Linked DNA regions of Homo sapiens: regions 1, 2, 3 and 5 are each linked to region 4. A link is a loop called in an ENCODE intact Hi-C map of the cell type or tissue named here. Cell type or tissue: heart right ventricle. All regions are shown on one strand. Links, peaks and the distances in the headings refer to the core of each region. The heading gives the core; the rest is flanking DNA.

What was found. Peaks named below come from ENCODE experiments on the same cell type or tissue, not always from the same donor. Only the 100,000 strongest peaks of a DNase experiment are listed, where the experiment ranks them.
Region 1: a loop joins it to region 4, with 11 times the contacts of the local background. A loop is called at or near these places in 66 of 110 quality-filtered maps.
Region 2: it touches region 4 in a loop (5-fold over the local background); 58 of 110 quality-filtered maps call a loop at or near these places.
Region 3: it touches region 4 in a loop (2.2-fold over the local background); 10 of 110 quality-filtered maps call a loop at or near these places.
Region 5: it touches region 4 in a loop (4-fold over the local background); 19 of 110 quality-filtered maps call a loop at or near these places.

The regions. Positions count from the first base shown.
Region 1 is chr5:16,159,092-16,163,091 of GRCh38, reverse strand. The region is part of intron 2 of MARCHF11 (membrane associated ring-CH-type finger 11); the gene reads left to right. Among named protein-coding and RNA genes, the nearest start is that of MARCHF11, 19 kb to the left of the region's middle. In heart right ventricle, for the core only: a CTCF peak has its summit at 2,180 (motif pointing left); no DNase peak of the experiment used is centred there.
Region 2 is chr5:16,177,239-16,181,238 of GRCh38, reverse strand. It overlaps MARCHF11 (membrane associated ring-CH-type finger 11), which reads left to right and starts at 1,448. Exons shown (of 4, transcript NM_001102562.3): 1 at 1,448-2,200; 2 at 3,358-3,513. The coding sequence starts at 1,664. MARCHF11-DT (MARCHF11 divergent transcript) reads right to left here and starts at 998. Exons shown (of 2, transcript NR_149044.1): 1 at 799-998. LOC105379640 (a long non-coding RNA gene) reads left to right here and starts at 435. Exons shown (of 3, transcript XR_001742613.2): 1 at 435-594; 2 at 740-813; 3 at 1,160-1,294. In heart right ventricle, for the core only: a CTCF peak has its summit at 2,045; a DNase peak (open chromatin) is centred at 2,268; H3K4me3 peaks cover 1,814 bases; H3K27me3 peaks cover 1,939 bases.
Region 3 is chr5:16,351,794-16,357,916 of GRCh38, reverse strand. No RefSeq gene overlaps it. Among named protein-coding and RNA genes, the nearest start is that of LINC02150, 86 kb to the left of the region's middle. In heart right ventricle, for the core only: no CTCF peak of the experiment used is centred there; no DNase peak of the experiment used is centred there.
Region 4 is chr5:16,454,052-16,458,051 of GRCh38, reverse strand. All of the region lies in intron 4 of ZNF622 (zinc finger protein 622), which reads left to right. Among named protein-coding and RNA genes, the nearest start is that of ZNF622, 9.7 kb to the left of the region's middle. In heart right ventricle, for the core only: CTCF peaks have their summits at 370, 1,427 and 1,641 (motif pointing right); no DNase peak of the experiment used is centred there; H3K27ac peaks cover 2,056 bases.
Region 5 is chr5:16,663,943-16,670,065 of GRCh38, reverse strand. MYO10 (myosin X) reads left to right here. Exons shown (of 41, transcript NM_012334.3): 40 at 1,598-1,789; 41 at 3,273-6,123. The coding sequence ends at 3,374. Among named protein-coding and RNA genes, the nearest start is that of RETREG1, 50 kb to the right of the region's middle. In heart right ventricle, for the core only: a CTCF peak has its summit at 3,054; DNase peaks (open chromatin) are centred at 2,765, 3,045 and 3,678; H3K4me3 peaks cover 639 bases; H3K27ac peaks cover 1,658 bases.

The DNA of each region.
Region 1 (4,000 bases), core at 1-4,000, 290 kb after region 4:
TGTTAAACATTTGTTACACATCTTTTAGAAGAGTTGAGATAGTATGAGGATCAGTGTAATATAATAAAAAAAGCATGGACTTTGGCAATATGCAGACCAAATCCAGATTTCAGCTCAGCCACTTACTCAGCTGTATAAGCAACAACGCTACTCTATGTTTCATTTCTTAATGTTGTTGGAAGGATGAAATCAAGTAACATTTTCAAAATGCTTGGCATTTGATGGTCTCTTATTGATTCTTGACTCCTAGTCTTATTAGAACAGGACTTGCAATACATAAAATTGTGTTATATTTTGGATTTGCTGTGTATTCATTTATTTGTTCATCCATTTAATATTTCAACAAATATTTATTAATTACCTACTAGATACCAGTATTCTAGTCACTGGGAATGAATAAAAGTAAACAAAAAAGACAAAATCTCAGCCATTAGGCTCATACCTTGCAAACAGACTGATAATATATAAGTAGAAATTCCAAGTAAAAGAACTAATCATAAGAAAAAAACATTGGGCAATGAAGGGGGCTATGAATTGTTGAGAGATATTGTTAAAATTTTAGATAGAATGGTCAGTGAAGGCTACCAATCCATGATCTTTGAATTGATTGACAGATTTTAAAAAATATATTGCCTTCTAGAAATAGGGTATGCTAGTGAATATTTACTATGGTTTGTTTTCCTACTGAAGTATATTTCACTTTGGGTTTTAGTTTTCCATGAGTGAACTGGAGAGGTCAATATTTACAGCTTATATCAATATGTAAAAAGCCTTGATAAAGGCTCAGTTTTCTCAATCTATTTTATATCTAGCATGTTCTAGTGAGATGTTGGTTTTAGGGGCATGGAAAAAATGAGTACAATCAGATAGACATTCAGAGAAAAAGAATAGTGAAAATGGATTCTGGATTCTGAGAAACAGGTGGTCAGTTTGCTCCTCCTGAGTTATTTAAAATATTTATTTATGTTGCCATTTTAAGCATTTAATTTATAGAATTATCAAAGCATTAGGATTTCAAAAACCTCTCTATATGATAAATTGCGTCTACCTGGACTATAATTATTTTTAATATCGATTTTTATAAATACAGTGATAATACAACAAGTGAAAAATAATTTTAGACCTGTGTTCTCCTTGGACAAGTACAGTTTTTCTGTTAAAAGCCCACAGTTTCTGAGATGGATTATTTTGAAGAGACGCTTCATCATCTCATTGAATGCCCTCTAGGAACCTGGCTATTTGGAGAATGAATATTTGAGGCTGTAATTTTCAAGATAATATAATTGGGAGATATTGAAGTGGCTTGTACATGACTTGGCCACTGGGAAAGACACACAATGGCTTGAAGAGGGGAAATAACTTTTTATGTTGCTCCTGGAGCTACACAAATTGATATTTGGGCTTCCAGACTCCATTTGAAATAAATGGCTTCCATTTATCAGTGTGGTAAGATGCTGGGAAGCCAGTATTTTTTGAATCTTTGCCATTGACAATGAATATGAATATAAAGGAGTTTTGAAGGGTGAAGATTCTTTCCTCTGCAAAACTTTTAACAATATGGAGACATTTTGTTTGAGCTTATGGTACTTAGTCAACCAAAATGGAATAATCCGTTTCCCAAATAAGATGGGAAATGTCATCCATAACTTAAAACCTTTAGCTCTCAGAGTCCGTAAGCATAAGTGGGTTATTAAGAATCCTTTATTCAGGAGAAAAGCGATGGTCATTTCATGAGGAATAAGATGTGCTGTTTATGAACACATGCAGGAAGGAAGACAGATCATTTTTAGGGTAAGTACTCTCCATGGAGGCCTTGTCTGGGTTTCCTGAATTTGGCTGATTGCTTTCATAGTGGACTAATTTAGATCATCTGTTAAAAGTTTAAAACCTTTCTGGGGTGGGGGGAGGGGGGAGGGATAGCATTAGGAGATACACCCAATGTAAATGAAGCGTTAATGGGTGCAGCACACCAACATGGCACATGTATACATATGTAACAAACCTGCACGTTGTGTACATGTACCCTAAAGCTTAAAGTATAATTTAAAAAAAGTTTAAAACCTTTCCAAATAAACCAGGGTGTTCTGAGGGTTTACAGGAGCAAGCATCCTAAGTGTTGGTATCCATGTCCTCAGTTAGACGTCAGAAGAGCTTTACTGTGCAACTCTGCCCTCTAGTGTTTCACACGAACTACGGTTGTGTTCTTGGAATTTGACCCAGAGTGCACAGAGCTCCATTAGGTTAGAGACATTTCTATGTATTTTTTTTTCACCTTTTTGGAAAATAAATTCGACCCAGGTTCCATTTACTTAAAAAGCTTTGCCATTTGTTATTGCTCACCTAATTTGTTTAAAACCAAGGTGTCTCTCTATTTGATGAGATTTTGATTTAATCAATCATTTTCCATTTTCTTTATTCCACTTTGTAATCTGGGCATTTAAATCTTTACTCTGTTCAGATACTTTGAAACAACTACTTCTAAATTATCTTAAGAATATAAAGCATGTGATCTCAGGCATAATATTAAATCCATTTAAAGTTATCATAGTACATTCAAATGTTGATTGTCCAATGTATAGCTGGGTGCAACAAGTTTAAGTAAAAGATAATTATAACATCTAGTGGCAAACATCTCTAAAATATAAAAGATATTTTATATTTTTATTATAAATATAAAATTATAAAATTATATAAATATATATTATATTATTATATTTAATATTTATATATTAAATATTTAATATATAATTAATATATTAAATTATTAAATGTTTATATTAAATATTAAATATATAAATATAAATATTAAATATTTAATATAAATATATTAAAATATAAAATTATAAAAGATATAAAATATAAAAGATAATTATAACATCTCTGGCAAAATATTTGTAATATATTGATGATCAAATATTTTAGATATTTTTCTCAACTAAGAAAAAATTCTTTAGAGAATATCACTTATTTGGATTAATGTATCTGAAAGCAGCCACTGGCCAGTTATAGGGGAAGTTTTGTTATTTGTAAAAGAAACAGTGGTTGTGTTTTGGCTTCTTTTGTTTGGCTTCAGATTTTCGAAGATGGTATTTTATTTTGCTTAGGGCAACATTTTTAAAGAGAATTAGATGAGAAACCATTTCATGATGTAAAACTTATGAACTATATTTGAAAATGAGATTTTTAATTACCAAGGATTATTTTACTAATGGCAAGCCATCTTGCTGGAGGGAGAAATTTTTTTCCAAGCAGCTTAAGTTCTTAGTTAACAACCAGAGGAACATTAATTAAGCAGTAACTATTGAGGCACCGACCATCTCCTGAGGATCAATCATTGATGGGAGGATGTATGGAGAATGAGCCTCTCTGGCAGGCTGTGAATCCCTGAAAATGGCTCTGTACCCTGGAAATAACTGAAAATAAAAAAGAAATAAAAGAAGAGATAGAAATAATTTTCTTTTTCTAAATGGGAAATACAATTTCATTTCAGAGGTATAAAGCAATTCAAGAACATTAATAATGGGTATTAGTCAAACATTATTTGTCTGGAAGCACATGCATATCGTTTCAGATCAGTGAGGCCAAAATTGCTCTTGGTTTGATGCACAGAGAATATGACCTATTAGTTACTGAAAATGAATGGTGTGCAAGTAGCTATAAAGAACTTGGTTTGTTGTACTGTCTCTGCCTTATTATCTAACTCATACACCAAGAACTATTTGAAAGTGTGGCAAAAGGTAGAAGGAATGCTATGCTCTATCAGGGAAAATCAATTTAACTGTGGGTTTCAAGTGTCTTTCAGGTGGAGCTGGGGCTTCTGAAACTGACTTTAGGAGCAGGAAGCTTCTGTTGTATGATGGTGTGTCCATAAAACTTATTAAACTTATTTTATTCATTTATATAATTTTTCAAGATAGATCATCAAATTTTAATGTTACTGAGTATGAGAAGTTTGTCAATATGGTTTTTTTTAAATAGTTACTTTAAAATGATGAATAGA
Region 2 (4,000 bases), core at 1-4,000, 280 kb after region 4:
CCAATTTCTGTCAAAAGAGGTAGGTCTTCTTTATGAATCAAATATACTTCTTACTGCCAAAACGTGAAATGGAAAAACGAACTTAAGCTAGTAGTTTATCTCAGCCATTACAGAGTATCTATTAGTGGGAATCAATGGCGCCAAACACACAATGTACTACAATACTATTTTAGGAGGCAGAAGAAAGGATTGGAAGAAAAAATTATTGGCATTTGAACCAGAAAATCTGGTCAGGGAACACAGAAGTTCTTTGTTAATAGTTCTATAACCTTGAACAAGTTATTTTGCCTTTCTGATCCTGGGTCTTCGGCTATGAAACGCTGCCAAAAATGACTGCTCTGTGTCTTTGTGTCAAAGACTGAAAGCGTCACATCAGTGAAAATTCGGATAGACACACTGCCGCATATAAATCCGGTGCTTTATGATCTCACACTGCACGGATTTGGAAACTACTGCATGTGCACGATTCTCAGCCTAGTTCCCTGCAGGTGAGGGATTTTTTTTTTTTTCCAGAAAGAAAACTGTTAGCTCTGCCCTGAAGATGAGTCCCACAGAGGTTTTGCAGGGTGGAGTTACCGAGAAATTGACTTCGGGGTGAGTAAAACTAAGATCCGGGGAAGGCTGCAGCCACTTTTCCAGGGTAAGGGGCGGTGTCATTTGCTTCCTCATGCGGCAACGACGAAAGTGATTATAAGCCACAGAACGTGGCGCCAGGGTTCACTAGTATAAACCATTTCAGGAGACGAAGCTCCGACCTCCCAGGCACCAAGATCTTTACCAACAACCCGGGATGCTCACTGCAGGAGGGAGCGGGTGAGGAGGACACAGGGATTCGAGGGCGGGACAGACAGGGAGAGGACACAGGTTCCAGAGACTTCTGTTTTAAGGCTCTCGAGGATCCCTGAGAGTGCCCTTGAGGGCTCCAAGCGCGGGGAGCGAGGGCCTGGAAGTGGCGGTTACAGTCCCGGGTCCCGCGCCCTTTCCCGCTCCACTGCTCAGCCAGTTCGGGCGCGCCCAGGGCACCCGCCTCGCGCACCCTTAAGCCCACGCGGGTCTCGGCTCAGACTGTCGCGCCCCACCCGGCCCGCGCCACATCCCACCGGCCCATCCAGTAACGGTTTCTGGACCCGCGGCCTCTCCCCTGCCCCCTACTTCCCAGCTCACGAGAGCCGCAGCGCTGCGCCGTTTGGAGAGGGGTCATCCGCCCCGGAACCGACGTGAGCGCGGGGCCGGCCCGTGGAGGCGGCTGAGGGATCCCCCACTTCCAGCCCGCCCGCTCGGAGCCGAACCCCGAACTCCGTCCCACTGATCCGCGCCCCCAGCCCACCCCGCGCCCGCGCCCCGTCACCCCCGCCGCGCCGCTCCTCCCTCCCGCCCCCTCGCTTCTCCGGCCCCCCCTTCCGCGGCGCGGCTCTCACGCGCAGCCGAATTCGGCGCCGCCTCCATCAGAGCCGAGCCGGCGGCTCCACCGAACGGCCGCGCCTGCCGCCGCCGCAGCTGCAGAACCTTCCGCATCCCCTCCCCGTCCCGCCCCCTAGCCCCAGGCGTCCGGGCCCCCTCCCTCCTTTTCCCCTCTCCCTCCCGCCCCCTCCGCGCTCTCTTTCCCTGCAGCCAGAGCCCGGCCCGCCAGCCGGGCCGGCAGGAGGGCGGCGGCGGCACAACCATGAGCTTTGAGGGCGGCCACGGCGGCAGTCGGTGTCGCGGGGCGGAGAGCGGGGACGCCGAGCCTCCCCCGCAACCTCCCCCGCCGCCGCCGCCGACGCCGCCGCCGGGAGAGCCGGCCCCGGTCCCCGCGGCCCCGCGCTACCTGCCGCCGCTGCCCGCGTCCCCCGAGACCCCCGAGCGCGCCGCGGGGCCAAGCGAGCCGCTAGGGGAGGTGGCCCCGCGGTGCAGGGGAGCGGACGAGCTGCCGCCTCCGCCCCTGCCCCTGCAGCCCGCCGGCCAGGAAGTGGCGGCGGCCGGCGACTCCGGGGAAGGTCCGAGGCGCCTCCCGGAGGCGGCAGCAGCGAAAGGCGGCCCCGGGGAGTCTGAGGCCGGCGCGGGCGGCGAGCGCGAGCGGCGGGGCGCCGGAGACCAGCCCGAGACGCGCTCGGTGTGCAGCAGCCGCAGCAGCAGCAGTGGCGGCGGCGACCAGCGCGCTGGGCACCAGCACCAGCACCACCAGCCCATCTGCAAGATCTGCTTCCAGGGCGCGGAGCAGGTAAGGCCCGGCGAGACCCCGAGGCAGCCGGTGGCGGCTCCAGCTCGCGCCGGTCAAGCTTTCAGCACCACGGACAGCGCACGCCTACCTCCCAGTTTGCCTCCAGTGAGGCTCGTCTGGTTCTGCCCTGTGAGCGCTGGCTCCAATATGCCTTCCCCTTTCCCTTCCTGTGAAGGCAAATAGAAATGTCCCAGTGGTGAATACTGGGTTTAATTTCATCTACACTTCCTTTTTCCTTCCTGGCTTAGGAGCTACATGTTCCTCAGGTGCTTTAGTGATAATGCCAAAAGCGGCTTTTGTGAATTATTCGATGGATTTTGGTTTATGCTTAGAAGCAAACCTGTCAGATGTAAGGTGAAGTCCGTTTTCTACAGATGTATCTTGAGACAGATGTCATATCACAACCAGAAAGGGCAGAGTCTTTCCTTACTGCAAATTTGGGTGACTTAATCTCACGGATGTGAAAAGCATGTGATAGTTTTTACAAGAGAAATAGGAATGGACTTTGAAAGAAAGGCTATTATGCCAACAATTTATATTTTGACAGCAACACAATTCTAAAATTATAAACACCATTGTAGGTGCATGCAAACTTATATGAGAGTAATCATGCAGAGGAAATGATAGCATATGTCCCTTACAAATGTGTGGTCTGAGAAAAGATTAGGTGTAATGTTTTTAAAAGTAAGGAAATTGCATAAGAATATACAGGCTTTCAGGAATATAGTGCCCTAAGACAATATTTATGATGCTACATTTAGAAAAAAAAGCATAATGCCGCTTTCTGGGATGCCATGCGTTTCTTCTTTAGCAATGATTAAGAATAACTGCAGAGGAAATGCATCTGACCATCCACTTAAAAGTTATTAAAGAGATTTAATAGTACAGCTTTCCCCCACGGGTATTGGGAGCTATATCTTGCAGACATTTTGTATGTTGGTAGAACATTTATGTCATAACTCTAAGCAATGTCTTTGAAATAGTTTTAAGACTTAGTTTCATTCCCATCAGAGGTATAAAATTTTAATTTCATTTCCTATGATAGAGCCTGATGCTGTATCCTGAGTAAATGGCTTTGAAAGAAAAGAAAGGAAGCATTAGGTTTTTAAAATAGAGACACAGACACAGATATTCACACTGAGCTGTTTTCTTTTTAGGGTGAGTTGTTGAACCCCTGCCGATGTGATGGGTCAGTTCGGTATACACATCAGCTGTGCCTGCTAAAATGGATCAGTGAGAGAGGTTCCTGGACCTGTGAACTTTGCTGTTATAGATACCATGTTATAGCCATTAAAATGAAACAACCTTGCCAGGTAAGCAGTTTCAACATTTATTTTTCCTGAAATAATTTTGTTAACATGAATGCACTTAAGCTTAGTTATTACTAAGGATATTTACTTATGCTACTTAAAAACATTTTGTGAAAATTACACTAAAACCAAGATTTAGAATTTGTAAACATGTGTTTTTGAGAAAGCCATGACATTTTATCTGAGAAACTCAAAAGACATTTTAATCGAATGGTTTCCTTTATTAATTTTTTACTTATTGATAAAATGATACCAGTCTTTTTTCTAAAAAGGCAAGTTGGTAAAATGACTTGTACCACACTTAAATCAATTTTATTCATTAGAAATGTTACACAATTGATTTTATTAATATTTTGTTAACTTAAGCATTTAAGCTCTAATGGGCTCCATTTATGGAGAACAGATACAAGTAAAACAAAACTTCACTGGTATGAAAACTTTGGTTGAACCTATTAGTTCTAATCTGAATGTTATTTCCACTTAACCAGGC
Region 3 (6,123 bases), core at 1,316-5,315, 100 kb after region 4:
AAACAGCATGGTAATGGTACCAAAACAGATATATAGACAAATGGAACAGAACAGAGGCCTCAGAAATAACACCACACATCTACAACCATCTGATCTTTGACAAACCTGACAAAAATAAGCAATGGGGAAAGGACTCCCTATTTAATAAATAGTGCTGGGAAAACTGGCTAGCCATATGCAGAAAACAGAAAATGGACCCTTATACACCTTCCTTACACCTTATACAAAAATCAACTCAAAATGGATTAAAGACTTAAATGTAAAACCTAAAATTATAAAAACTCTGGAAGAAAACTTAGGCAATATCACTCAGGACATAGGGATGGGCAAAGACTTCATGACTAAAACACCAAAAACAATGGCAACAAAAGCCAAAATTGACAAATGGGATCTAATTAAACTAAAGAGCTTCTGCTCAACAACACAAAACTTTTATTGGAATTAATGAAATGATGAATGTTGCTTCTGATAAGAAGCTAGTGGAGGTGATTACACTAAATTATACTAAAAAGCCCCAGTGCAAATGTGCACAAACATGAATGCTACAAAAGATTGTTCCACTGAACACCTGGAGATTCATCAGAATCCTTACTCCTGTTCCCTCTGTTGCAACTCAAGTTTCTCACATGTCCAGTTGCTCTGGTATATGCTTGTTTACAATAGGGCTAGTGAGAAGAGGATTTTCCAGAGAATATTTTGGCAAAGAGTGATTGGTTTCACAGGTGTATGGGATACGCCTAAACTCATCAAATTGTATACAATAAACATGTTGCTATGCTATGAATGCTCATATCACCTCCAAAATTCATGTTGAAACTTATTCCCCAGTGCAATGGGATTACAACATGGGGCCTTTTAGGAGGTAATTAGAGGTAGTTAGTTACCTCTTTTAGGAGGTAACTAATCCCCTCACGGGTGGGATTAGTGCCTTATAAAAGGACTTGACGGGACAAGTTTGCCCCTTCAGTCCATTCTGCCATTTGAGGATGAATGCATCCTCAAATGCATTGTACCCTCTGGAGAAATTAGCATTCAAGGAACCATTCTGGAAGCAGAGAGCAGCCCTCGCCACACACTAAACCTTTTGACACTTGGATCTTAGACTTTCCAGACTCCAGAACTGTGTGAAATAAATTTCTATTATTTCTTTCTTTCTTTTTTTTTGAGACGAAGTCTTGCTCTTGTCCCCAGGCAGGAGTGCCATGAAATGGCGTGATCTTGGCTCACTGCAACCTCTGCCTCCTGGGTTCAAGTGATTCTCCTTCCTCAGCCTCCTGAGTAGCTGGGATTACAGGTGCCTGCCACCACATCTGGCTAATTTTTGTATTTTTAGTAGAGACAGGGTTTCACCATGTTGGCCAGCTGGTCTCGAACTCTTGACCTCAGGTGATCCGCCCGCCTCGGCCTCCCAGAGTGTTGGGATTACAGGTGTGAGCCACCGCGACCAGCCTCTATTATTTCTAAGTTACCCAGTCTCTGGTATTTTGTTATAGCAGCATGCAATAACTAAGACAAACGTGCAACTCTTTTGTGTGTCAATTATACCTCAATAAAACTGTCAGTTTAAAAAGTATTTGTTTGACAAATGAAATATGAGCAATGTTTTCCCATCTTTAAAGTCATGTCAAAAAATAGGTCATCATGAATATTCATAATATGATCACTGTTCTTGGATAGTTACTGATATAAGCAACTCCTTTGACCCCCAAACCAAAGCTAATCATAAAGTGATCCTGCGGAAGAATTAGATATTTAAATGTAGGAACAAAATGACTTCAATAATCAATTTGTGGTTTAAAACAAACTTCCTGGAACTTATGCATGAATACTATTGCTTTAAATAAGTGGCTTTGAAAAAAATGTATACTTCATTTCTCAGAAGTTTACACTACATGGCCGTGAGGTAGATCATTCATTCATTCATTCATTCATTCATTCAGTGTGCACCTATAATGAGTCAGGCACTGTTCCAGGCATTGGAGATCCAGAGCTGAGTGAAGCTGGTGAGGTATGTGTTTTTCTTTGGCTCACAATCTAGTGGAGAAAAGGGGAGAGTGCAGATAATGAACAAGATTGAGATAATTTCTGTAAAGGCAACAAAAAAGAAGTGAAGCAGGAGAGAGCCAGGGTGTAGGAAACCAGCTAGGGACCAGAGAAAAAAAGAGGATAAGAAAGGAGCCAAGGCAGGACATGACCATCGGAGACGAAATAAAAGTCTGAGCATCACAACCCTAGCTTGGTTTGAAGTCCTTGGAGAGTCAATGAATGAAGACAAGAAGGGAATGGGCTGGGCCTGCCACGTGGAGATGGCCAGAACCTGAGTGCTGCCAGAGATGAGGTGTGGCGAGCAGAACAGCAGCTCCATGCAGAAATAGGATGTGCAAGGGGCCCGGTGCCGTGGCTCATGCCTGTAATCCCAGGACTCTGGGAGGCCGAAGCGGGTGGATCATGAGGTCAGGAGTTTGAGACCAGCCTGGCCAATATGGTGAAAACCCGTCTCTACTAAAAATACAAAAATTAGCTGAGCATGGTGGCGCGTGCGCACCTGTAGTCCCAGCTACCCGGGAGGCTGAGGCAGGAGAATTGCTTGAACCCAGGAGGCGGAGGTTGCAGTGAGCCGAGATTGTGCCACTGCACTGGAGCCTGGGCGACAGGACGAGACTCCATCTCAAAAAAAAAAAAAAAAAAAAAAAAAGAGGATGTGCAAGAAAGAGTTACGTAAGTGAGCCAAAGATGGCCTCTGTGTATGGACCCCTGGGCTGTCTACCAGTTCACAGCAGGCTGAGACCTGTTAGCTCAAAAGCCTACCAACAGCAAACTCAAACTGTTACACATCCAATTGTTTTACACAGAGCCCCAGTGAGCATATTTTTAGTTAAAACCTGCTTGCTTTGCACACACCATGAAACTGTGCCCACCATCTACTAGCCATACACAAGATAAATCCTGGGGCTATAAAGATCCCAAACAGTAGCTTGCTGCCCTCTGGAGCTCTCTGACCCAGAGACTCCCTGCTGGACTGCTGTGTGATGTCACCTAGATGTGTAAATCCTCCCTCCAATTACCCTCTCCCCTGGGAGTTTCATCTCCCCAACTCCTTCTAGTGGCCTTTGCATTATAGCCTCTGGACAGTCACATGCTATGAGGGACTTGTCCTTCCTGGAAACCGGTCAAAGTGGTACCCAAATCAGGCTTGTGTGTGTGTGCTGCTTCCATCTTTTGGTCATATCTTTTTTTTCTTCACCTTTTAAGCTCTGGGGTACACGTGCAGGACATGCAGATTTGTTACATCGGTAAATGTGTGCCATGGTGGTTTGCTGCACAGATCAACCCATCAACTAGGTATTAAGCCCAGCATCCATTAGCTATTCTTCCTGATGCTCTCTTTCCCTCAACCCCCCAACCATGACAAGCCCCAGTGTGTGTTGCTCCCCTCCATGTGTCCATGTGTTCTCATCGTTCTGCTCTCACTTATAAGTGAGAAATGCAGTGTTTGGTTTTCTGTTCCTGCATTAGTTTGCTGAGGACAGTGGCTTCCAGATCCAACCATGTCCTTACAAAGGACATGATCTTGTTTCTTTTATTCCATGGTGTATATGTACCACATTTTCTTTATCTAGTCTATCCTTGCTGAACATTTGCGTTGATTCCATGTCTTTGCTATTGTGAATAGTGCTGCAATGAACATACACATACATGTATCTTTATAATAGAATGATTATATTCCTTTGGGTATACACCCAGCAATGCGATTTCTGTGTCAAATGGTATTTCTGCCTCTAGATCTTTGAGGAATTGCCACATTGTCTTCTACAATGGTTGAACTAATTTACACTCCCACCAACAATGTAAAAGCATTCATTTTTCTCTGCGACTTTGCCAGCATCTGTTGTTTCTTAACTTTTTTTTTTTTTTTTTTGATATGGAGTCTCGCTCTGTTGCCCAGGAGTGCAGTGGGGCAATCTCTGCTCACTGCAAGCTCCGCCTCCTGGGTTCACGCCATTCTCCTGCCTCAGCCTCCTGAGTAGCTGGGACTACAGGCGCCCGCCACCACACCCAGCTAATTTTTTGTGTTTTTTAGTAGAGATGGAGTTTCTCCATGTTAGCCAGGATGGTCTCAATCTCCTGACCTTGTGATCCACCCACCTTGGCCTCACAAAGTGCTGGGAGTACAGGCGTGAGCCACTGTGCCTGGCTGTTTCTTAACTTTTTAATAATCACCATTCTGACTGGTGTGAGATGGTGTCTCATTGTGGTTTTGATTTGCATTTATCTAATGGTCCGTGGCGAGCTTTTTTTTCACGTTTGTTGGCCACATGAATGCCTGCTTTTGAGAAGTGTCTGTTCATATCCTCTGCCGACTTTTTAATGGGTTATTTTTTTCTTGTATATTTGTTTAAGTTCCTTGTAGACTCTGTATAATAGACCTTTATCAGATGGATAAATTGCAAAATTTTTCTCCCATTCTGCAGGTTGTCTGTGTACTCTGTTGATAGTTTCTTTTGCTGTGCAGAAGCTCGTTAGTTTAATTAGATCCCATTTGTCAAATATCCCTTTGTTGCAATTGCTTTTGGTGTTTTTGTTATGAAATCATTTCCTGTTCCTATATCCTGAATGATATTGCCTAGATTTTCTTCTAGGGTTTTTATAGTTTTGAGTTTTACATTTATGTCTTCAATCCATCTTGAGTTAATTTTTGTATAAGGTGTAAGGAAGGGGTCCAGTTGTAATTTTCTGCATATGGCTAGCAAGTTCTCCCAGCAACATTTATTACATAGGGAATCCTTTCCCCGTTGCTTATTTTGGTCAGATTTGTTTAAAATCAGATGATTGTAGGTGTGTGATCTTATCTCTGAGTTATCTATTCTGTTCCATTGGTCTATGTGTCTATTTTTGTACCAGTACCATGGCGTTTTGGTTACTGTAGCCTTGTAGTATAGTTTGAAGTTGAGTGGCATGATGCCTCCAGCTTTGTTCTTTTTGCTTAGGATTGTCTTGGCTATTTGGGCTCTTTCGGGTTCTATTTGAATTTTAAAATTGTTGTTTCTAATTCTGTGAAGAATGCCAATGGTAGCTTAATGGGAATAGCATTGAATCTATAAATTGCTTTGGGCAGTATGACCATTTTCACCATATTGATTCTTCCTATCCATGAGCATGAAATATTTTTCCATTTGCTTGTGTCCCCTCTGATTTCCTTGAGAAGTGGTTTGTAGTTCTCCTTGAAGAGGTCCTTCACTTCCCTTGTTAGCTGTATTCCTAGGTATTTTATTCTTTTAGTAGCAATTGTAAATGGAAGTTCATTCATAATTTGACTCTCTGCTTGACTGTTGTTAGCATATAGGAACGCTAGGAATTTTTGCACATTGATTTTGTATCCTGAGTTGTTAAACAATTGGCTGTCGGTGATTCAGTCAAATGGAGCATCTCTCCTTTCCCCTGGGGATTAGGGGTGTGGCTGAAAGTTCTACACTTTGATCACATGGTTGTTTCCTCTGGTGACCAGAGTAGCCTTCATCCTGCAGCCATCCAGGGGCTCTGTCAAGAGTCACCTCATTAACATAAACTTAGGTATGACTGAAAGGGGCTTATATGAATAATGAAACACGTTTCTATCACCTCTATCTACCCAGAAAATTACAAGGATTTAGAACCCTGTGCCAAAAACTGAGGATGAAGACAAAATATATATTTCTTTTTTCTTTTTTTTTTTTTTGAGATGGAGTCTCTCTCTTGTCGCCCAGGCTGGGGTGCAGTGGCGTGATCGTGGCTCACTGCAACCTCTGCCTCCCCGGTTCAAGCTATTCTCCTGCCTCAGCCTCCTGGGTAGCTGGAATTACAGGCACGCATCACCATGCCCGGCTGATTTTTGTATTTTTAGTAGAGACGGAGTTTCGCCATGTTGGCCTGGCTGGTCTCAAACTCCTGACCTCAGGTCAGGTGATCTGCCTGCCTCGGCCTCCCAAAGTGCTGGGATTACAGGTGTGAGCCACCACGCCTGGCCAAAATATACATTTCTTAATATCACCACATCACAGTGCTCCTGTCCCTCTCCTTTGTTTTATTATTTTCCTTAGATGTGCGTGTCAAAAACTGCTTCAATGTCTTCCTGCCCCAGTCACT
Region 4 (4,000 bases), core at 1-4,000:
GAATAACCATGAATGTGAGAAGCATACATGGTTGTTTATTGTGTAGGAAGAAAGAATCGTGATTAACTGATAAGAATAGGAGAAGCTACAGAAGACATGTTTGAGAAATGAAAGGGGATGGAAAGGTAGAGATGATAATAAGATCTTAATGTCTGGTATTTACTGAGCAGTTAGCACATTCAGGCAGATGTATTTGTCTTTATAGGCCAACGTGAGTTAGATTCCAGCATCTTCATTTTACATATGAAGCTTAGAGAGGCTGAGTAACTTACCAGGATCACATGCCTAATCAGCAAAGCCTTTTTCCAATATCTGTATACTGCCTTGGGAGATTTGCAGTAACGGTGCAGGCAGGAACAACACACCCTGCTGGTGGAGAGGTCCGCAATGAAGCAGCCTTGTCTTATGGCTTTCCACATAGAATGTCACTGCTTAGGTACAGATGACTATCTTTAGCTCAGAATGATAACCCTGTAAGGCCAAGAGCAGCTTTAGAGTGTGGCAATAGGAGGAAAGGTCAGGCAGAACCTATTTTGAAGATGACAGTTCTTTCTACAGTGATAAGAAGGTTATAATGCAATATATTATTATGGCCTATCTAATACACAGTGGTAAAACCTAAATCCCAGAGAACCTTTTCTAGTCTTTCTCTGGTGACAGTACCCATATAGAACATCAGAAATATGTTTAATAACTTATTTTCCAGAACTGTATGTTTGACTTGTTGTCTCCTTAGCTTCTGCTTCTTAAACGGTAGAATCAGATAACCATAGACCTTAAGTAAATTGAATAAGACAATCCTAGTACAGCAGTGTCTGCCGTGTAGTAGGATCACTATAGTGTTTGCTTCATTTTGCATCTACTTTAGCACAATATATTACAAACCTTAGCATAACGTGAGCATATCTATTCAAGAAATCTAGGATGTTTCAGAGAAGTTTTCATCTAGACTTTAAATTTTTGAAACTTATAAAAAATAAAGAATCCTCAGCTTTGTCCTGGGTGACTGAGTTTTTTAAGGTATCTAAAAAGATACCCATTTTGACCGCCAAAGCCAAGCCCATTTTTGGCTTTGGCTAGCCTTAGAAAGATCTTAGAGAGATCTTCCTCTCCCACATCCAGATGGCTTAGTAACTCCTAAATGTCTTTTGAGTATTTTTGAGTATTTTTTTTTTTGTATTCATTTATCTGTGTCACCATTATACCCTCCTGTCTGGTCATCTCTAATCTGGTTTCCACATGACCACCAAAACATTCTTTCTAAAACACCAGTAGATTTTCTTTACCCTCTGTAGTTCCTCCACTGGGAGCCATTGCCTTTAGGGTAACTTTGAGTTTCTCTCGCTTCTGGTCCCTCAGGTGTGTAGTGCTATTCCTCTACCCCACCCACATACAGTTCTCTTCCTCTGGGTGTTTACATGTGTGGTGCCTCTTTTATTCCTACTTTTCTTGTAAGATTCAACTTATTTAGATTCAACCCTCTGGGAAGGCTTCCTGAACTCATCTTCTGTCCATTTACTGGGTAACAAGAGTCTCTCCCCTGCTGCTGGGACACTAAATCTAGTTACTCAGATTGGACTTCAGTAAAATCAAGCAGGCTATCTCAAAGCTAATGACAAAAAGTATCCACTAGAGGGCACTGTGAGCATTTATTTTGAAGATTGTGGTCTGGCAAGGTTTTTTTGGGTTTCCTTCGTTGCTCTTCAGCTCTTTTGGAGTAAGTTGGTATGAAAGGCCCATTCAATTGGATGTCAGAAATTGTAAGGCCGTTTGTTAAGAAGGAGTGGACATTAGCCTGGTGTGATGGTGTGTGCCTATAGTCTCAGCTAAGGCAGGAGGATCACTTGAGCCCAGGAAGTCAAGAGTCACAAGGCTGCAGTGAGTCATGATCACGCCACTGCACTCCAGCCTGGGTGATAGAACAATATGCTGTCTCCTAAAAACAAAAAAAGAAAAAAAGGAGTGGATGGTCTATAAGTGGCTACTGCTGTGTCAAAAGCTAGATGGACAGGTCGCATGCTTCACCATGACTTAGACATAACCAATCCCTTATTTATTGGGCAGTCACCCTGTGTTCTAGAAAATACTTTTCCTTGATGAGGGCCTTCAAGTGTAGCTGTCCTTAGCCCATCATACGTGGTGCTAATATCAGGTGGTCACTGTCATTGGCACAGGGTAGGGGGAGCTCTGAATGCTATTTTCAGTTCCTTCTTACCAGCTGTTGGAAACCTTGGCATTGAGTAATGAAGCCATTTCAAAGACGCTTTAAAAGGCCAACGTGCTGTAGGATGTGTTTCCACATGTTGCTTAAGAATATAAGTATATTGAATTCTTATGTACTAATGACCAACATTATCACCTTGCAAACCTGGAGCGTCCAGACCTAACGTTACAAATAGAACATCACAGTGAACAATGCTGGAATTTCCTGTAGACCCTCCATTTAAGCTTGTGTTTTATCCATCAACTACATCTCACCTATTTCCTGTGGTCTAAGAGCTTTGTTAACTCTTATGCTGTCAAAACAGTCAGGTTTAGGGAAAATGTTTTTATCCACACTAGTATCCAAAGACCATGTCTTTGAATCGAAAGCTTCTTTTTGTCATCTCTTGAGTATGATGATAAAACAAGCAACTGAAAGTAACTACTTTTCCATATCTGTGTATCAAGCAAATTATTTTCCAGTTATTTTGGCAGGTATAGGGACTTAAAATAACCAAAATAATTTTCTTATGCAAATTGAAAGTCTGGATCCTAAAAGCAAATACAGACTTCCACAATATTTATAGTATCTGGTTCATGGTCTTTTTACACAAAAGATTCTGAAAGAAATGGCTTTACCTAGGTAAATATAAATCTTTCCTGGAAACCGTACACAGGGTTCTACCTAGCCAACTATCCTTTATTCATTTTCAGTGGAAATGGCTTTTTCGTGCCTTATGTATATGCTGTTGTTAAATATCTGCATGGTTATGTCTGTCTGGGAAGATATTTGATTACTTTTGTCCTAATTAATATTCTTGTGAAAGGATAGTGTGTATTTAGTAAGCTTTTAGGTAATGCTGATGACACTGGCTTTGCAATGCTGATGACCACCTTTGGAGAGCCACTGCTCTGAGGGAGCCTGGAATTAGTCATCTCTAAACCCAGCCCCCTTCAGGTCATCTCCCTTGAACTTATGACACATGGGTTGGGACATTTTCCCTAGAAAGGGCCAGAGGTGATCGTTTAGGCTTTGTGTGCAATTCTGTCTCTGCAGCAGCTTCCCACCTCTGCTGTTGTAGCAAGCACCAAAGCATCGAGAGATAATACCTACACAGTTGAGCGTGGCTGTGTGGCAGTAAAACAAACCAAAACAGGCGGTTGGCCAGATTTGGTTCTCTGGCTGTAGTTTGCCACCCCTAGATTAATATATCAGATGTGCCTCACCCTTAAATAAGAACCTTGAATTGTTCCTCCAGTAGATATCTTTACTTACCTCAGGTTTTTATTATTCCAGCTACAGAATTTCCAATTGGTGGCCAATACCTTTGTCCCATAGTTTTTTTTTTTTTTTTTTTTTTGGAGACGGAGTCTTGCTGTGTTGCCCAGGCTGGAGTGCAGTGGTATGATCTTGGCTCACCGCAAGCTCCGCCTCCCGGGTTCACACCATTCTCCTGCCTCAGCCTCCCGAGTAGCTGGGACTACAGGTGCCCACCACCACGCCCGGCTAATTTTTTTGTGCTTTTAGTAGAGATGGGGTTTCACCGTGTTAGCCAGGATGGTCTCGATCTCCTGACCTCGTGATCCGTCCACCTAGGACTCCCAAAGTGCTGGGATTACAGGCGTGAGCCACCGCACCCGGCCCTGTCCCATAGTTTTTTTATTTGAAATATTCAGAGTCTATTTTCTTTTTTCTCACTCTGTTACAAGTTAGTGGGCCTATGAGATAATGAGATATACAATCGTGTTGTAATAACATCAGCATACTTTGAAAATTAAATTTAGAAATTCATTTCTG
Region 5 (6,123 bases), core at 1,240-5,239, 210 kb before region 4:
TTTAAGTAGACCGCTTATTGAAAAGAAATCTTACTAATTGTCTAGATGAGAGTTTGGCAAACTGGTCTGTGGGTCAGATCTTGCCTGCCTCCTTTTTTCTAAACAAAGTTTTATTGGAACACAGCCAAGCTCATTCCTTTAGATATATTCCCTGGCTGTTTTTGTACAGAGTTGAGTAGTTGTGACAGAGACCATGTGATCCACAAAGTCTAAAAATCTTTACTATGCAGCCCTTAACAGATAAGTGTGCCAGCTCATCGTCTAGATTAGCTTCCATTTTTTATGATCACAGTAATTCAGCGTATATCTGATGACTTTATATTGAGGCTGTATAAAATTCTAAATATTATAAATTCTAGAATCCGTGGGTGGCTTTTCATTAGGTGATGTTTTTGATTGGTTTGGTTGGTTCAATTATGCCTGTTTTTAAGTATAAAAAAATCAGGTGCTTTGTACAAAGCCATAATTCCATTTCTCCCTGACAAGGAATAGATAATAGCAGTTAAACTCTTGGCTTCCTGCAAAACGTGAGCTGTGAATTAGCATAGAAAGCTACTGGCTTGGCCGGGCGCGGTGGCTCATGCCTGTAATCCCAGCGCTTTGGGAGGCCAAGGCGGGCGGATCATGAGGTCAGGAGATCGAGACCATCCTGGCTAACACGGTGAAACCCCATCTCTGCAAAAAATTAGCTGGGCGTGGTGGCATGCACCTGTAATCCCAGCTACTCGAGAGGCTGAGACAGGAGAATCGCTTGAACTCAGGAGGTGGAGGTTGCAGTGAGCCAGGATCACGCCACTGCACTCCAGCCTGGGCGACAGAGTGAGACTCCGTCAAAAAAAAAAAGAAAAAAGAAAGCTACTGGCTTTTGCATGGAGGATGCAGAGAATGTCTGGTTATTAGGGATATAAACTAGAGACTCTTTTCAGCGTCTCCAATTTATAGCCCTCCTGCTTGTCCAGGTTTGGATCAGCCCTGTGTTGTTAGCCCCTTCATATGGGGTCTTATTTTCTTCCACCAATCTGTACAGGAAAGTCTACAGTTAAACTGGTAAAGTCCCTGTTCCCACTCTGCATATGGAAGGCCATTGCTGCTCCTTGTGAAGAGGAGCCAGAACTGCTCAGCATGCGTGATTTGGAGAATTTTCCTCTGTGATCCTAGATTTTGTATTTGAAGACTAACCATCCGCAAAGAGGATTGGAGGCAGAACTGGAGATATTAATACAAGAGTAGACTTGGCTTGGGTTGCAGGGAAGCTTCCTTAAGTCCCCCGGCCAAGCATGTACGTTTCCAGGCCACTTCCACGTAGCTAATCCAAACAGCTAGTAGAATAATGCTGAGAAGTGGAGAGTCAAAGCAAGATGTTAGACTCTGCCAGTTAGTGAGGTTTTCCCAAAAGCGTGAGATTAACTAGTTAGAAATCAAGATAGCCAGAGAGGTGCCATTTTTCATATTTCAGGCCCCTCCATGCATGCATGCACATCGAATATATTTAATCTTCTGCACAGAGGACTTCACTCAAAGCCTGTCTTATGGTTTAGATGCTTTCTGTTGCCAACCACTTCATGACTTAACTCTTCTGTTGACTCTTGCCCACCAGTGCAAGGAAGGTGGCTTCCCTCAGGAACTCTGGTTGGGTGTCAGCGCGGACGCCGTCTCCGTCTACAAGCGTGGAGAGGGAAGACCACTGGAAGTCTTCCAGTATGAACACATCCTCTCTTTTGGGGCACCCCTGGCGAATACGTATAAGATCGTGGTCGATGAGAGGGAGCTGCTCTTTGAAACCAGTGAGGTAAGAGGCAAAGCAAGTTCATCTTTTTATTCATGGTCTTGACAAAACAGAAAAACAGGACCCCATTTCCTCATGCCTTTGACCAGGTCATTTTCTTTGAATATTTTTCTTCAAAACACGAAAATACAGTGTGGTGGTCCCTTTCCAGCTGCCGGTTCCCTGCAGGCCAAAATCTGAGATCACCATATTTTTTTTGTATACTTTTGCAACAGAGGAATCTGGTTCCATTTTGCCAAGGAGTCTTACCCTTGGAGGAAAGGCAGAGAAAGGGAAGTGACATAGATGTCCCTGAAAAAGTATATTATTTGCAACAAAACCTTATGAAAATTAGTTAGCAATTATAGCGGTGTCACAGCTGTGAGACTCGGCTCTGGTGGCCTCTTGAGACCAGGAGGGAGCCGGGAGCATGACCATCCTGGGTGCAGCTCATTCTGGATTGTGAAACCACACACACTAAAAGGCCTCTAAATATATGTGCTACCAGCCTCCAAGTTTAAAAAATATAATACAAGAAGCTTATTGAGGCTTCCACAAAGGGAACAGCTAGCAAGTCAACGTGGTGAGTGGAGAGGAATCACCTGCTGCCTGGTTTGGAATGGAGAGGCATTGAGGAGGGCGTTCCAGCTGCTTGGAGGATGTGGCATTGTAGGTTCCCTAGGCTGATGGGGAGTCGTGCAGTGAGAGGGAAGAGGGTGGAGAGCCCTTGACTCAAGGGTCCCAGGTGCCAGGCTGCAGGATTTGGTGAGATCCAGTAGACAACAAGGAACCACTGTGGGATCTTTGATTGTGCATGGCATAACAGTGAATTTACAGACAGTGATCTCTGGGGTGGGACTGGAAGGGAAGAGAGCAAACAGGGATATGGAAGCCGGTTATGATGCCTGCACAGGGATCCAGGCCAGCTGTGAGAAGGGGTGGCAATGACGGGGACATCATGGGAGGGAGCTAATGGAGATCCCAGCTGGAGGAGGTGGCTGGTGTGGAGCAGAAGCTGGCCTGGCGTCTGGGGAGCTGGCCGCTCTCCCAGCCCCTGGGGCCTCAGTTATCTTGTTTCTTCAGCTGCTTCCTAAGGAGTTGACTAGAATTAGATGATCCAGTCTTTAAAGGCTGTAATTGTGGACTCTGTCATTTCACATTTATTTTAAGCGGGGATAGTAATCCCAGCACTGTTGACACCGAGTAACTTCAGCGTCCTCGGTTAGTTCTGGATTTTAATGTGCAAAGTCTGACAGTTTCCATCAAGCCAAGTTGGCACGTTTGTGCCACCAGGTGGTGCACATTGTATTTGGAAAAGCTGAGATTCCACCTTTCCCTGATGAGGAAGGTGAAAGTGGTTAAACTTCTGGCTTCCTGCAAAATGGGATCCGTCGATTAGCATGGAAGGCTACGGGAGGGTGCCCAGGGAATGTCTGGATTATTAGGCAGGGCCCTTTGCCTGGGGGAGACTTGTGACGCTGTGTCGGTTCTGCTTCCCCCTGGGCAGGTGGTGGATGTGGCCAAGCTCATGAAAGCCTACATCAGCATGATCGTGAAGAAGCGCTACAGCACGACACGCTCCGCCAGCAGCCAGGGCAGCTCCAGGTGAAGGCGGGACAGAGCCCACCTGTCTTTGCTACCTGAACGCACCACCCTCTGGCCTAGGCTGGCTCCAGTGTGCCATGCCCAGCCAAAACAAACACAGAGCTGCCCAGGCTTTCTGGAAGCTTCTGGTCTGAGGGAGGTGTCTCCGAGGATCCTTTTGCCTGCCGCCTTCATTGATCCTGTATTAAGCTGTCAACTTTAACAGTCTGCACAGTTTCCAAAGCTTTACTACTCTTAGAGGACACATGCCTTAAAAAAGGAGGGGAGGAACCACGCTGCCACCAAAGCAGCCGGAAGTGCCTTAACTTGTGGAACCAACACTAATCGACCGTAACTGTGCTACTGAAGGGAACTGCCTTTCCCCCTTCTGGGGGAGACTTAACAGAGCGTGGAAGGGGGGCATTCTCTGTCAATGATGCACTAACCTCCCAACCTGATTTCCCCGAATCTGAGGGAAGGTGAGGGAGTGGGAAGGGGGATGGAGAGCTCGAGGGGACAGTGTGTTTGAGCTGGAGTGCTGCGGGCAGCCTTTCTCATGGAATGACATGAATCAACTTTTTTCTTTGTTTCATCTTTTAAGTGTACGTGCTTGCCTGTTCGTGCATGTGTTCATAAACTCAACACTTTAATCATGGTTTCATGAGCATTAAAAAGCAAAGGGAAAAAGGATGTGTAATGGTGTACACAGTCTGTATATTTTAATAATGCAGAGCTATAGTCTCAATTGTTACTTTATAAGGTGGTTTTATTAACAAACCCAAATCCTGGATTTTCCTGTCTTTGCTGTATTTTGAAAAACACGTGTTGACTCCATTGTTTTACATGTAGCAAAGTCTGCCATCTGTGTCTGCTGTATTATAAACAGATAAGCAGCCTACAAGATAACTGTATTTATAAACCACTCTTCAACAGCTGGCTCCAGTGCTGGTTTTAGAACAAGAATGAAGTCATTTTGGAGTCTTTCATGTCTAAAAGATTTAAGTTAAAAACAAAGTGTTACTTGGAAGGTTAGCTTCTATCATTCTGGATAGATTACAGATATAATAACCATGTTGACTATGGGGGAGAGACGCTGCATTCCAGAAACGTCTTAACACTTGAGTGAATCTTCAAAGGACCCTGACATTAAATGCTGAGGCTTTAATACACACATATTTTATCCCAAGTTTATAATGGTGGTCTGAACAAGGCACCTGTAAATAAATCAGCATTTATGACCAGAAGAAAAATAATCTGGTCTTGGACTTTTTATTTTTATATGGAAAAGTTTTAAGGACTTGGGCCAACTAAGTCTACCCACACGAAAAAAGAAATTTGCCTTGTCCCTTTGTGTACAACCATGCAAAACTGTTTGTTGGCTCACAGAAGTTCTGACAATAAAAGATACTAGCTAACACGCTGTGTGTTTCCTTTATCAGAGGAGGCTCTAAAAACCATGGAGGGGAGGCTTATTTTTGTTTTGGCTTTTTGGTGGTTTTTTTTTTTTTTCTTTAGAGACAGAGTCTCACTCTGTTACCCAGGCTGGAGTACAGTGGCGTGATCTCGGCTCACTGCAGCCTCTGCCTCCTGGGTTCTAGCGATTCTCCTGCCTCAGCCTCCCAAGGAGTTGGGAGTACAGGCATGCATCACCACGCCTGGCTAGGTTTTGTATTTTTAGTAGAGATGGGGTTTCACCATGTTGGCCAGGCTGGTCTCGATCCACCTGCCTCAGCCTCCCAAAGTGCTGGGATTACAGGTGTGAGCTACCGCACCCGGCCGGCTTTTTGGTGTTAATGCTATGGTTTCAGTGTCTGGGCTTTGTGTTTGTTTCATGGACTTGCTCATCAGGTCTAAACACAGATCTGCAGCTGTCTCCACTGCTCTTGTAGACACTGAGTGTGACTTCAAGAAAGCAAAAGAAGGGACTGGTAAATGAAGTCACACACAGCTGAGGACTTGAAATGTGTTTATGTCAGACAGTCCCCTATGTCAGCCCCAAAGTGTGCCTGATCTTGCAACCCTGGATCCTAGAACCTGCCTGCACCTCCCTGTGGACCAGAACACACAGGTAGGCAGTTTGGTTGCCAATGTACCCAAACCACCAGGCCAGGCGTCTAGCATGAGCAAGCGCCACTTCTCTTGCAGACCACTGACTCCCACCCTCTGCTCATGCTCACGGATGGCTTCTTCCCATTCTGCAGGGATTGGGATGGAACCTGAAGCCAGGTGCTGCCTGAAGCCTGTGGCCCCGCCAGGCACCCAAGGAAAGCCGGCAAAGACTTGGATGTGTGTTGTCTTTGTTTTTATTTTAGGCTCAGAAAGAATTTGACAGAAGTCTTCTTTCTACTGCTCACCTCTCAGGATTCCCTCTGTGACTTAATTTACTCTGGAAGGCTGTCGCCCGCCCTCAATTATAGATGGGGAAATAGGCAAGGAAAGGCATGACTCAGATTGGGGGGGTTAGAGCAGCACCATAGTTAGAACATAGATTTACATGTGAGCCTTTACATGGCATAGTTGTGGTTTTGTTTTAGCCTTTTATTTAGAAATAATTACAGACTCAGAGAAAGTTGCAACAGAACGTACAGGGAGGCCTGCGTGCCCTTCAGTTTCCCCAGTGGTAGCATCCCCCATCACTGTAGAGCAGCATCACAGCTGACAAAGTACCGTTGAGCTTCCCCTAGCCACAGAACCTATTCCAATTTTACTGCTTTTACATGCACTCATTGGTGTGTGTGATGTCAGTTGCTTTCAACAAGGTCAGTGAAGTGCAG